Regions from separate parts of the Homo sapiens genome. Here region 1 is linked to region 2. Evidence: chromatin loops called from intact Hi-C (ENCODE). Cell type or tissue: A673. All regions are shown on one strand. Links, peaks and the distances in the headings refer to the core of each region. The heading gives the core; the rest is flanking DNA. Region 1 has its middle 62 kb from the start of LINC00299. Region 2 overlaps LOC100506274 (a long non-coding RNA gene).

Region 1 (6,936 bases), core at 610-5,609, 960 kb after region 2:
AGTAAATTACCTGTGAGATTTTCTTTTTTTTTTTTTTTTTTTTGAGATGGAGTTTCGCTCATTGCCCAAGCTGGAGTGCAATGATGCAATCTTGGCTCCACCTCCCGGGTTCAAGTGATTCTCCTGCTTCAGCTTCCTAAGTAGCTGGGATTACAGGCGTGCAGCACCTCGCCTGGCTAATTTTTTGTATTTTTAGTAGAAACGGGGGTTTCACCATGTTAGCCAAGCTCGTCTCGAACTCCTGACCTCAGACGATCCACCTGCTTCGGCCTCCCAAAGTGCTGGTATTACAGGCATAAACCACCCCACCCAGACAACTAGTGAGACTTTCTTATATTGAATAGTTTGTAGTGAGATTAAGGTTTCCATAGCCCACAGATCATGAATGCTATATTCAAACCATTTTCTAAATGGTTGTGGCCAGGTGCAGTGGCTCACACCTGTAATCCCAGCACTTTGGGAGGCCAAGGCGGGTGGTTCACTTGAGATCAAGAGTTCAAGACCAGCCTGGCCAAAATGGTGAAATCCATCTCTAATAAAAACACAAAAATTTAGCTGGGAGTGGTGGCACACACCTGTAATCCCAGCTACTCAGGGAGGCTGAGGCAGGAGAATCACTTGAAGCCAGGAGGTGGAGATTGCAGTGAGCCGAGATTGCACCACTGCACTGCAGCCTGGGCAACAGAGTGAGTGAGACTCCATCTCAAAAAAATTAAAAATAAAAAGTTTTTAAAGTGGTTGTGAGTCTTTCGTAGCTGAATGCCAAAAACTATTTGCTCCTCACCAACCACTTAACTCTTCATTGAACGAAGAAGATGGGTTTTGAAGCAACTTCATACATCCATTCTGACAAAGAAGTGTTGTGTAAGTGTGGCTGCAGTGATGGATAGGGGTTGGTGATCTAATGAACATTTTATATTAGAACAAAAGCAAATATCTCCTCCCCTGGGTATGAAGAACTGGCCACAGAAGATGGGAGTTGAAAAATTTGTAGAAGAAGCCAAAAGCCTATTAGGAAAAAAAAGACAGACCCAGACATTCAAAATTGAGAATCTGTCAAGACTAATAGTGTCCCTGTCCCAAGATTCCCAAGAGGAATTGAGCAGGAAGTCACTGAGAGTTTATTTGCTGGCTTGGACTCAATACAAGGCCTGAAGTCTTGTTGAGAAGGGCTGCTCCCAGCATAGCTTGTGCTGGTAACTCCTAAACATAGCCACCCAAGCACTGTGTCCTGTGGCAGGGAAAGCTTGGCTAAGCCTATCTGTATGAACTGTGGGAACTGTACCCTGGGAGGCCACACATAGACCACAATCTCAGCTTGTGCAGAAATGGAGAAAACAAGGGCATCAATACAATGGATGTGTGTTCACCGGGCTGTGCAGGACAGATCTTCAACAGTGCTGCCATGTGGTTGTAAGGAACAACTGTTAATAGTGGCTATTGAGCACCTTCCCAGTTCCTTCATGGCTGAGATTTAGAAGCGGAATTGACTGAACCTGCATTATGTTTTAACTGGACCTCATAAGAGATAATTTAAAAACCAGAATTGGAAAAAAAGCAGTTGACAACTCTTTATAGCTTTTCAGCTCTTTCAACTTCAGCTCCTGCCCTTTCTGAAGGACAGAGGAGAAAGGGGGCAGGAATTGCCATCTATTGCTGGTAAAGCAGGTAAGATTTGAGCCAGGGGCCCAGGCCCATCTGATCAGAAGCCCCTGGTCTCAGATTTTAAGACTCAGGTATTCTGGCCATAAGACCAGGACTCAGTGACGTTCTGCCAAGGGCCATAAAACTTGGGACAAAAATGCAAGTTATGGAAAACTTCAGTTGCAGATATCTTTGCTTCTAATGCCAATAGAGCTTCTTGGGACAACTGAAAGATAAGGCTACATATAAAGGCTTTTTGAGTTCCATAAAGAAAGACACTAAATAAGTCCATGCCAAGCCAGCCCTTCAGATAGGTGAGCGGAGAACCAAGTCAGAGCCCCCAGAATAGACACTGGATGCCTACCACTGCAGTTTTCACTTCCACATGACCCAGAGTTGCACTTCCAGGTAGGCCTGGTGGTTACTGAAAGTGATCCAAGGTGGTGAGGCTGTTAGTCCAGGTTCTCCATTAACTTTGGCCCCACCTGCAACCATCGTTAGGTTAGGAGAGGAACTTCAAGTACAGACTTCACCCAGAATGAAACTAGCTCAAAGCAAGAAATTCTTAGTAACACCATCACCTCCTATTTCATATAGACTCAGGGTCCAGTCTCTGGGTCAAAGTCCCTTTTGTTTCCTTATGTGCCTTCCCAGTGGTCCCCTGTCCTTAGTCTCTGTAAAATGGAAACAATTCGATGGAACTCAGTAGCTCACTCAAAGTGTGCATGTTTTCTTTAATATCAAAAAGATCTAGACTTCTGGAGGGTTATAGAACTAAAGCCAGAGAATCTTACAGTGATCGAAACTGGTCTAATGCCATTAGCTAAAAATCTTTCAGGGTTTTCTCTCTAGAGAAAACAGAAACCAGGCAATTTTCAGCAATTTTATCTGTCCTAAATCTATCCAAACAAATATGCTGGGGAGAAGAAGATATAAGCACTTAATCATGAGAAACATCCTTGACAAAGAAAGATCAGAATAGGAGCTGAGCAGGAAAAGAGAGCACAAGGTGAGGGGCAGGGGAATAAAATAGGATGACAGGAAGAATGAATTACTTCCCTCTTGGTCAGTCATTAAACTTCACCCAGGCTAGTGGTGAAGGAAAGTCACTCCCACACCATAAATAGGAACGGAGCCGTCCTTTTTCACCTTCAAATTTCAGCCAAGGGTCCATATCACGAACCTTCCTTCAATGTTTACAGGAAAAAGGAGGTGTTACAAAATATATTCTCCTGAATAAATCTTAGATAGCTTCAGCTGTAAGATTGTTAAAATTAAAAGAAACAAGTGGTTGAGCAATTGGAGATTATCAATGCTAACTGGCAAAGGAGAGGATGGCTGGGTATGAGTCACTTTGAAAATACTGGGTCTAGTTTCCTGAATGCAGTATTATTCATTAATTATTCCTTCCTGCCTGCCTTGTTTCCTTCCTTCCTTTCTTCCTTCCTTCCTTCCTTCCTTCCTTCTTTCCTTTCTTTATTGTGCTTTAAGTAGTTCACAGCTTCATGGGAGAGAGGTACCTAGTACACAAATAGCTGCATTAAAATGGGAACAGTGGTAACAGTCACAGAACGGGCCTGTTAAGATACCTCCACTGCTTGGCAAGTTCAAAAAGGGCAGAAACTGAGGTTGAAGTAGCTGAGAAGTTATCATTATCATTTAACTCCAATTTTACCTAATTTGATTTTTTTAATTCTCTCTCCTGAAGCCCAGGTAGGATACAAAACCAAGTCTGGTGGCACGTATGAGGAGGAGCTCAGGACACGAGCAGGACCTGGGTAGCAGGGTTAGCTTGTCCTTGGTGGGGAGAACAGGTACTGACTTGCTCATGGGCATGACAACCAGTGAAACAGCAGTCGCTGTCATTTATTTAACGTGGACTATGTCCTCCGCATTTACTTACCTGCCAAAGGGGATGACCTTGCCAATTCGCCTTTTATAGGTGAGAAGACAGAAGCTAAGAGGTTCAGTAGCAGCCCAAGAATACATACCTTTGGATGGGGTGGGATGGGGTGAGATGGGGTGGGATGGGATGGGATGGGATGGGGTGGGATAGGGTGGGAAGGGCTGGTATGGGGCAGGATGGGATGGGATGGGATGCCCTGGGGTAGGATGGGATGGGAAATCTGGGATAGGGAGGGATGGGGTGATGGGATGGGGTAGGGTGGGATGGGGTAGGATGGGATGGGATGGGGTGGGGTGGGATGGGATGGGATGGGATTGGATGGGATGGGATTGGATGGGATGGGATGGGATGGGATGGGGTAAGGTGAGATGTGATGGGATGGGGTGGGATGAGGCAATGGGATGGGGTGAGGTGGGATGGGGTGGGGTGGGGTGGGGTGGTGTGGGCTGGGATGGAATGGGATGGGGTGGGATGTGGTAGGATGGGGTAGGATGGAGTGAGGTGAGGGGATGGGATGGCATGGGATGGGATGGGATGGGATGGGGTGGAGCAGACTGTACTGGAGGGAGTTCTAGGGGACAGGGATGGATAGTGCAAAAGCACAAGGGTAAGGAATGCACAAGCTGGCTCAGGTTGCCCAGATCTCAGAGCCATGACCAGAGCAACAGATGAAAACGAGGTCAGGGGTCAGCTGGCGCCCACGCAGTGGGAGCCTTGATGCTCCCTAGCTTGCATGCACCCATCACTGCTTCTTCATACAGATATCTACAAGAGTGAGGTACAGGAACAGTTGTCTCTTCTTTCTTGAGAATGCAGCACAAGTTCTGTTTTTGTCTTCAAGTATTGCAAACAGCAAGACAAGATCACCAGTTTCCTCAGTCTGAGCCAACGTGGAGGTGGCTCGGAGGTCACTTGATGCCACCATCAGCAAAGCCTGAACAGGGTCCCTGAGGCCCAGGGACTCAATGGAGCCTCAGAGCTGAGAGTCAGATCAGAGCTGGGATTGGGGCAGCCTGGGTCTAAATGGAGCACCTGCTGCTCAGGGCAGCCTGTCAGACAGGGAGCCATTGGCCTTTCCAAAGGGCCAAGAAATGGGAAACCCAATCTAGGCCTTCAAAGGTAGGGGAAAAAGTCACATCTGGGCAAACCAATCACAAAAGCCCCTCTGTGCAATGGGCAGAATGTCCTTCAGAAAGCTGTCCTCCTGGGTCACTGACAGGAGATCCTCTGCTGCCTTCAGGGGTGACAGGAGCTCAGGTCAAACACAACTTCGGATCACACCTTCTTCCAAATCAACCCCATGCTCTGCAGACATCACTCACAACACAGGCCTAAGGCCACTCTCCACACACAGCACACACACCAGCAGGCCGGCTGCTGGGAGGAGACACAAGCCGTGTGGACACTGTGGGAAGGAAGGTGTTGAGGAAGTTTAAGAACAGGCCTCCCTCCCAAAAAGAGCTAATGTGTGGGGTCCCAGTGGGGGCCCAGCCTGCCCAGGAAACCCCTTAGTGACTAATACTGTGGGCAGTCAGAATTCTCTTACCTTAGGCAAACTCCTTGTAAGAAAATCTCTTCTTAGAATCAAAGAATCACAGGATTTTTGAGCTGAAAAAGCCTTTCGTCTTTGTCTTGTGTAGTTGCTCATCTCAAATGGTGCTGAGAGGAATTAAGGACTCCTGAAACAAAAAAAAAAGAAAGGAAAAAAAAGAAAAAAGAAAAATACGACCCAACAGGGGGCCTAGGCAAATTTGCTTAACTAAAGGATCCCTGTGAATAACACCTACTAGGCAAAGAAAGTCACATTCCATCAGAAGACACCAACAGCATCTTTGGTTAGGAATCAGCCAGTCTCTGCCAGCCTCCAAATGCTAGCCACGCAGCCTGCCTCGGGAATGCAGGAGGTCCACAGGCCATGCCTTCTCCAGCAGAGCCAGGAGGCCAGAAGCCTCTCAAGGGGGTGTTGAGCCAGAGGTCCGAGGCCTTGCAGATCTGACGCTCCAGAACCAGGGGTCTCCTCCCTGCCCCCCAACTATGGGAAATGGAGATGTGAGGTCCTGGAACCCAGTTCAATCCAACCTAATTCCTTCAGGCCCTACCAGGGTCCAAGCTCCAGGGCCAGGCCTGCAGGGTCAAACACAGACATTTCCTGCCCAGGAGGTTCCTGTGAGCCAGTGAGACACCCCAAGACAGCGTGGGGTGGGGCTCTGGCCAGAGCCCGCCTGGCCCTGCTCTCCTCAAGGGACTTGATCCAGCGCCTCACACTTGCCCTTTGGTGTTTTCTGGGCCTTGCACATACCTTGTCCACGTGATCAGTGCTTGAAACAGAACCAGGTCTGGGCAGGTCACACCAAGGGCTGATCAATAGGCTTCCCGAGCACGTCCATCTGTCTGCTCTGCCTTGCAAGCCACTAACAGGCCGTGAATACTGATTCAGGGTCCTGGCTCCAGGGAGATGAGCAGTCAGGAGATTGGAGGGGTAAGGATTCCCAGCTGCTCAGAGGCAGAGTGTGAAAAGGAGATGCTGAGAAGCTCCCAGGTTCCCAGTCCCTGTCACTGTCACTGGAAAGAAAATGACGCCATTGAGAAAGATGTGTGGAGGGCAACCTGAGGAGCCACTTATTTGAAGAGGTGTGAGCTGAAGGGCCTGTCACCCTCCCCAGGACCACCTGTCCTGCTACCTGAAACTCAGTGGCCCGGGCCATTGCTCTGGAATGATTCTGGAGCATAGACATCAACACATTCATGTAAGTTCTATCACAGACTCCATGAAACAAATCTCAGGTCCCAGTTACCAACTGAGGAGGAGGAGGATTAGGCTCTGGGAAACCTCCAGGGACTTCAAGGAGTACAAGACTATTCTGAGGCTAAAACAGTTGCAAATTCTAAGATGGAAACCAATACTGTGCAAATTAAAAAATGGAGGGAAAAGAAAGTTCCCTTTCTTTGCAGGCGAAACAGGAAGAGGTGCACTTTAGTTCTGAAGTGCACCTCTTTCTGTGTGCAGTCTTGTCTTCATGGGGTTTCTAATCCAAAGGAAAGCTACACTGCAGCCCAGCATAAGCAACTCATAATGAGGTAGCCGTGACTTAAATGCTAGTGGTGTCCCCGAGCAGTTCAGTCAGTGAGTGAGCAGCGTCTGTCTGAGATTCCAGGTCTTTGAGTTGACTGGACCCCGCAGGCCTAGCTCTGGAGCCTGGACCCTGGCTAGGCCTGAAGAAATTGGGTTGGATGGAACTGAGTTCCAGGATGTCATATCTCCATTCCCCATAGTGGGGGCAGCGGGGAGACAACTGGTTCTGGAGCTTCAGATCTGCAAGGCTTCAGGCCTGTGGCTTAGCACCGCCTTGAGGGGCTTCTGGCCTCCTGCCTCCGCTGGAGAAGGC
Region 2 (6,936 bases), core at 608-5,607:
AACTTGACTGCCCTTCAGTGTCACCTGGGAAACGTTCCAAAAATATTGATTCTGGGGTCTTATCTTAATTTAACTGAATTTGAATGGAAGATTGAACATGGGAATGTGTATTTTATTTTATTTTTTAGAAAAACTTTCCAAATCATTCTCACAGCTCTGAATGATTGGAGAACTAGTGACTGGGGTTAGTTTTCTTAAAATCTCCTTGTCCAAGTCTAGCTTTTGATACACACAACAGAGAAGGTAGTTGAAAGAAAGCTCTGGAAGAGCTCAGGGTTCTGATCTAGTATTGGAAGGAAGACCTACGCACGTTGTCTACTGGGCGAGCAGATGGCAAAGTTGGCATGCTGTCTGGAAGGTTTCAAATGCCGACTGCTTTTGTTTCTAGTCCAGATTTTGGGAGGGGTACACAACCTCCACCTTCACAAGCTGCCTCAGATCTGCTGAAGGACCTGGGAAAGTTGCTCAGTACAGACCCAGTATCCCACACCAGAGAGGGAAGATGACACTCATTTGTTTATATATCTGAAATAAGCAACTTCCAGATATATAGAGGAATAAATGTTTCCTTCCATCTCAATTCATCTCACTCTCCTAGGTTAACTAGTTAACTGACTAAAAGGTTGCTACCTTCGAGGCCAGGCATGGTGGCTCACGTCTGTAATCCCAGCACTTTGGGAGGCTGAGGCAGCAGGATCACCTGAGGTCAGGAGTTCAAGACCAGCCTGACCAACATGGAGAAACCCCATCTCTACTAAAAATACAAAAATTAGCTAGGCATGGTGGCACATGCCTGTAATCCTAGCTACTTGGGAGGCTGAGGCAGGAGAATTGCTTGAACCCGGGAGGCACAGATTATGGTGAGCCGAGATCATGCCATTGCACTTCAGCCTGGGCAACAAGAACAAAACTCCATTTCAAAAAAGAAAAGAAAAGAAAAAATGTTGCTACCTATGTAGACACCATTGCATACGCGAATGTGGAAGTAGAGACAGAGGTAGGAAGAGGGACAGGGAGAGGGACAAAGAGAGAGAGAGAGAAAGAGAGAGAGAGAGAGAGGTACATTTGGCAAGTTATTTAACATTTCCACGTCACAGTTTCCTTATCTAGAGGATTAATGATGGCTCCTTCTTCATAGTGCTATTATGATAATTAAATGAGTTAATATTTGTAAACTTCTATGACCAATGTCTGGAACATAATAACCACTCTGTAAATGTGGTTAACACACATGCACATATGCTTTCAATATATAGGTTTGCAACTTGCAGTTTTTCACTGAAGATTATGTCTTAGATCTCCTTATATGACGGTACACACAAATATAGCATAATTTTGTAACAGTTACATAGATTGCATGGTGTTATATGGATGGACTCTACATTATTTAATATTATTCTTTGGCTGGGCAATCGCATTGTCTTCAAAGTTAGTATTTTAAATACTGCAATAAATAATGCAGTGAATACAAGTATTTGTACTTGCATGAGTAGAAAAAAATTGTAGAATAAAAAGTCAGACTGTTGAGACAGGGGATGCAGATTTGCAGACACGAACAATAACATCAGATTTCTACTCTCAGGCTGCCCCATTTATACCCACACCAGCAGCACATGAGAAAACCCACTCCCTTCACAGTCACAAAAGTTGGGTAGTACAAACTCATAAAAACCTTTACTAACGTGAGGTCTTGAAGAATAACAGCTTGATTTTATTTTAATTCCAGACAGAATTCTATCACAGGAAAGTTAGAAAGCAGGTATTATCAGCCTTTTATCTGGACAGTAGTAAATATCAATATCTAAACTGTAAGGTTGCCATGAGCTGAAACATGAAATGGGGTATTTAAATAAAGTTCTTAAGATTAGCATTCCTTTGCGGAGACTGCCAAACCCAAATCATCTAATGTTGGCATCACTATTAATAACATATTTTTCCTTGAACCAATTGCTTCTTGGGGATAGGCAGATGATAGATAGATGGATAGATAAGCAGATAAACAGATCGATAGCTATATAATACAGATATAGCTTATAGACGAATAGATAGATGAATGTGGGCAGAGATAATACGTAGATAGGTAGATGCCTAGCTTGGTAAATGATAATCAATAGAAATAGAGGCAGATAGAGATACAGAAATAGACATAGATAGGGGTAGATCTATGAAATCCTCTTAACATTTGCTTCTGTGAAGAAACTTTCAGGCTCTACTGAATGATGCTTTACTGTACCTCGAATTTAAATGATGCGATGTATATGATATCTGCGATGCATACAAAGACAGGGTCCCCTTGGACACAGGTCACCCTGGCTCACCCCACCAGGTCTGCCACGGACAAGCTGACCGCCTGCATATTCACTTTCTCCTCTCTGAATTTAATTTCTTCATTTATAAAACAAGGAACATAACATGTATAGCAAAGTGAAGTAGTGAAGATTGACAAAATAAAATAAAGGAAGCATATCATCGAGTTTATGGTAAGCACATGAGAAAGATCACCCTGTTTTATTCCTAAGTTACAGACACGGCTCACAGGCTTAAGCGTCTTGCTGTAGGTCATACGGCAGGTTAATGACAACACTGGGGCAAGAACACAGGTTACGCTCGTCCTGGGGAAGGCTCCCACACCAAGCTACACACTTCTGCAATGCTGTTCCAGATGTGAAAATCCGCTAAGACAAATAGGTACGTTTCTTGCCTCTGCCCTTCTGAGTCTAGCAGTTGAGAATACAACTATCTGCAAACCAATCTTGCAATTTCAAGCCAACATAATATTTGGGGTAATTATATTTACATAAAATTTTAATGACTATAATTAAAATGGATAATCCAAATTCTAATAATTATATTATAATTAACTAAAAATCTTATTCAAAAGCAAATATGCCAGGAAGACTTTCATCAGATGAGGAAGGTGCATGGCTCTAGGTTAAAAGCACGACTTCCGAATCAAACTTGATGAACACATCTGCTTCTTTATGTCTAAACACATACAGAGCATTACCACTCACTAGAAGGAAGACTAGACAATGAGACTTTGCTTTTCATCTAAAACTTTTCCTTTAACACCCGGGTCAGGTTTTCAGTCCGAATGAGCTTCAATGCATCCCTGGGGAATTGTCTCTTGGTATTAGTCGGATTGAACACTAGATGGCACTGTGTTGCAACAAAATTTGGATTTTGAATGCATTTTTGTGTGGCTGTAATTAAGGTGTTGCTTGGGGTGGGGAGAGGTGAAATGTCTTTAGAAATAGTCTTCCTCAGTGGTCTCTTAAATATCCATTTGGACCAAATATTCTAAGGTTTATCTATCACCTATGCAGCTTTATTTCAAATGAGCATGCACATAAGAGATGTGTCTATTTTATGTATCAGTGGTTTCAAAAGTCATATTCGAATACCCATTTTTTCATGGCTTTGTGTCATGAGATGGAGAGCAAAGCAAACTGAAAGCGGTGAGGCAATGTGTCCAGCTCTCCTTTCAGCCTGGGCTCTCACCGGACTTCTGGACTTATCGCACTGATGCTGAATGTCTCCACCCACAGGCCCCACAGGCATCACAGACCCATCATCTGGGACATCTTATCACCAGCCTTCCAATCTCCCTAATATCTAGCCATTGGCAAGGCTATAAAGCCAATTTTGTGATATAAAATATTTTCGTGATTTATTTGACTTTTTTTGCCCCTCAATTATCACACCCAGTGAGTCATCAAGACTTGATTTTAGTTCATCATTACCTCCAAAACCCAAGCAAGCTGCTTGGTATATATGACCGAGTGCAGTGGAATCACTGTCATATTTCTTCTTTGCCTTTGACATCTTCTATTTTACAGCCCCAAGTCATTGTAAGTACTCCCATCCCTGCCTGGAAAGACAGGGACGGACGTAGCTCTTTCTCTAGCTCCCTGTAGCTCTTTCTCTAGCCAGCAAATTTTTTGTTTAAAACCTAACTCCAAAGTTCCTTCATCTGTGCATTCTTCCACATAGCTCCTCCCAACTTTGCGCATCCTGCATTCTAATGATTTCTTTGTATTTCTACTTTCCCTTTAGGTCACAAAAACACCATGGGAAACGATGATGTCTTTTCCTTTTTGTTATCTTGATAAAGCTTCATACATGGTAAGGAAGAGAAGGTATAAATGGCATTTTTGTAAGACATATAATATTTTCCTCTAATTTGGAATTTATTAATTAAAATTTAACAGAATGATAAAATGGAAATTTCAGTTGAGGAACTAATAAATCAACAGATGTCTTACTCCACAACGAGGTGCAAGATCTTGAGGCTGGATTTAGAAAGAGGAAGAGAAGACCAATTGCACAGCTCATCACCCCTCACCCATCTGATGATATGAAAGGTTTGAAGGAAGCCAGAGCTGGAGCAAGATTTTCCTCAGATGAGTTTTGATGAACTACAAAGAATGAAGATGCTCTCCCTTGTCATCCCCAGTCAAAGAAAAGGCACTTTAAAGAAATCACTCACGAGCCAGATATTGTGGTTGTATTTTGGTGGACACAGTGAAGTCACGTCTGGCTCGCTCCGCAAATACTGGGAGGGTGAGAAGTGGGAGGCAGCCGTGGGACCGCTGAGTGGAGGAGGCTGACCTTTGAGGAAGCACGTGGGATTTTTCCCCGCGGAACAGACGTGAGCCATGAACACGGGAGCAAAAGTGTGCTAGAGTAACTCCCGTCAAAGAGAGACCCTTACTAGGGCAAGAAGACCTTGATCAAAGCATACCCAGATGCCGAGGTTCTGAGGAAGGAAATAAGTGACCACCAGGCATGGTGCTCTGATTATTAAGCTAGTTTCTCAGCTCCAAACTCAACCTTCACTGCTTAGCCTTGTCACGGTGGGAAGGCTGGGAGAGGCCAAACCACCTTTCCCCTTTGCCAGGGCTCCCTGATCAGTTCTGCCTATGTGCTACTAAGGGAAACAGTAAGGCTGGAGGAGGGAAAGGGGACACCACCCTTCTCTTTGCGCACTGCTTATGCCAGCAGCATCCGAGCAATACCGCTTGCCCTGTAGTGCTTCTTGAGTCGGATTTCAGTTCAGTGTCTGGGTTTTTTAACATTTCTATAACCATTCTCCCTCCTCAATAGCACTCCCACATCAGAAGCTGAGTCCCAGCTCCCTGACTTCTCCAGATCCTAGAACTATCAGCACCAGCAGCAGCACACATTCCATTCCTGTGGGGCTTGGCTCTGTGAGGCTCCTCTCAGCTCCCAGATTCTCCCAACACAACTTCTTTCCTTTGTTCCCCCAGACTTCGAGCAGGTCATTTCTTGCTATGCCTGTCTAACCCCTTCCCTAAATTCAATTCTCTCTGTTAAGATAACCAGTATGTTTCTGCTTTCCAGTCTGGATTCTGATTGATACACAAAAGCTGCATTCCCACATCAAGGGAACTCCGAGTGTTCACCCTCCGTGGTAAGGGGAGACTGGGAGACCCCACAAAAGCATCCCAAGAGAGGAAGAGTCCCTTTACACACCTGCTGCCCCGTGTGTGGATGCCCACTGAGCACGGAAGTTGTCAAGTAAGAACTCTCAACTCCCTAGTGTTCCAAATCCCAGTTCTGGTGGAGTCAGGTATTACAGTCATAGCAGAGCAGAGGACCTTAGCAGCCCTAGGCAGAGAGGGGCTGAAGAAGCCAACCAAGGCTTCAGGTGTGGTTGGAGAAAGAAGTCTCAGCTTCAATCAAGTTTTCAAGTTGGATTAATACATGGGAATGAACTGTTACTTATCTGCTATATTGTTTTTGTGATATCAAGTAACCTGATTTTTTACATGTCCAAAAAAACAACAACAAAAAAGTATTGAAGCCTACCTTAAATTTCATCTAGGGACAAAAGGAGGAACTAGCCCACCAAGCAGGTTTAAAGGGAGTGTCGGACACAAAAATGACATGCCCCATATTGCAGTCTAGAAGGAACAACACGGTGAATTGTCTACTGCAGGTAAGCCAGGGGTGTTACAGGCGTCCTGAAAGGATACAGCGCAGGGTGCTGCAGCCAGGCAGTAAACAGTTGTATTTCTCTTTTCTCCACTGTCCTAAAGAGACTGCCCTGGGTGGCCCCTGCCTCGATTAGGTCACCAGATAGTTGCATTTGCCCTCCTCTGCCAACTCCCTAAGGTCAGGGTGGTGGCGTGCGGATTCCTAGCAGACTGCACAAGGTCTGAGGAAGGCTGGGTGGTGGACACACAGTTGATTAGTGATAGGAACCATGGTGGAGGCTTGTCAAAAGTCAACAGAAAGACAGACCAGCAGGGGTTGCCTGATTCTACGTGGAGCCCTGAGGCTGGGACTCAGCAAGAGCGGCAGGAGGGGACTGAGCGTGCTTTTAAGGACTGTTCAGAGAGCAAGGGGACCCAAAGGGAGAAGGAAGTGCACACCCTGACACAGAGAGTGAGGTGGAGACCCCAGCCGTGTCACAGAGCAGCGTGGGCTGGAGACTAAGCGCGGGGTGCAAGGGCTTCATGCGCCCTAGGGAGGAGGTCACTGTGGGCAAGAGGTGGAGTGGGGTGTATGGAACAGCCAGGCACTCGCAATGAGTCCATCTCTCAGTTCACCCCGGTCAGCCCTAGACTTCTGGGCTAGCCCAGCCGCTCCTTGCGTCCTGGGATGGGCTGCAGGCCTGCGAGTGGCAGGCGCAGCCCGGCTGCAGGAGCGCGGCTGGGGCTGGCCGCTCTCGCTGCCCTCTCTCCGGAACTGTTTTTTTCTGTCCTGGTCTCTGAAAGCCTTATTGATTGCTCAAAGTGAACTTCTCAGCCCACGGTTTCCTCACCCCCGGGGCAGCTTGCATTTCCTCTGCCGCGGCCTCTGTCGCCTCCCCTCCCGCGCGCCTCGGCCTTTTACATTTCAAATGCTCGACAGCTGGGCCAACTTCTGCTTCCGCCCAAAGAAGGGCTCTTTGCCGCTCACAATGGCCGG

Evidence for each region. Peaks named below come from ENCODE experiments on the same cell type or tissue, not always from the same donor. Only the 100,000 strongest peaks of a DNase experiment are listed, where the experiment ranks them.
Region 1: it touches region 2 in a loop (4-fold over the local background); 2 of 110 quality-filtered maps call a loop at or near these places.

Annotation. Positions count from the first base shown.
Region 1 is chr2:8,386,857-8,393,792 of GRCh38, forward strand. No RefSeq gene overlaps it. Among named protein-coding and RNA genes, the nearest start is that of LINC00299, 62 kb to the left of the region's middle. RefSeq lists an enhancer at 5,768-6,313. In A673, for the core only: no CTCF peak of the experiment used is centred there; a DNase peak (open chromatin) is centred at 2,985; H3K4me3 peaks cover 480 bases; H3K27ac peaks cover 4,646 bases.
Region 2 is chr2:7,424,332-7,431,267 of GRCh38, forward strand. It overlaps LOC100506274 (a long non-coding RNA gene), which reads left to right. Exons shown (of 6, transcript NR_038432.1): 2 at 2,520-2,688; 3 at 4,057-4,125; 4 at 5,849-5,962. Among named protein-coding and RNA genes, the nearest start is that of LINC01871, 300 kb to the right of the region's middle. RefSeq lists enhancers at 5,755-6,488, 6,489-6,936. In A673, for the core only: CTCF peaks have their summits at 3,146 (motif pointing right) and 3,351; a DNase peak (open chromatin) is centred at 3,140.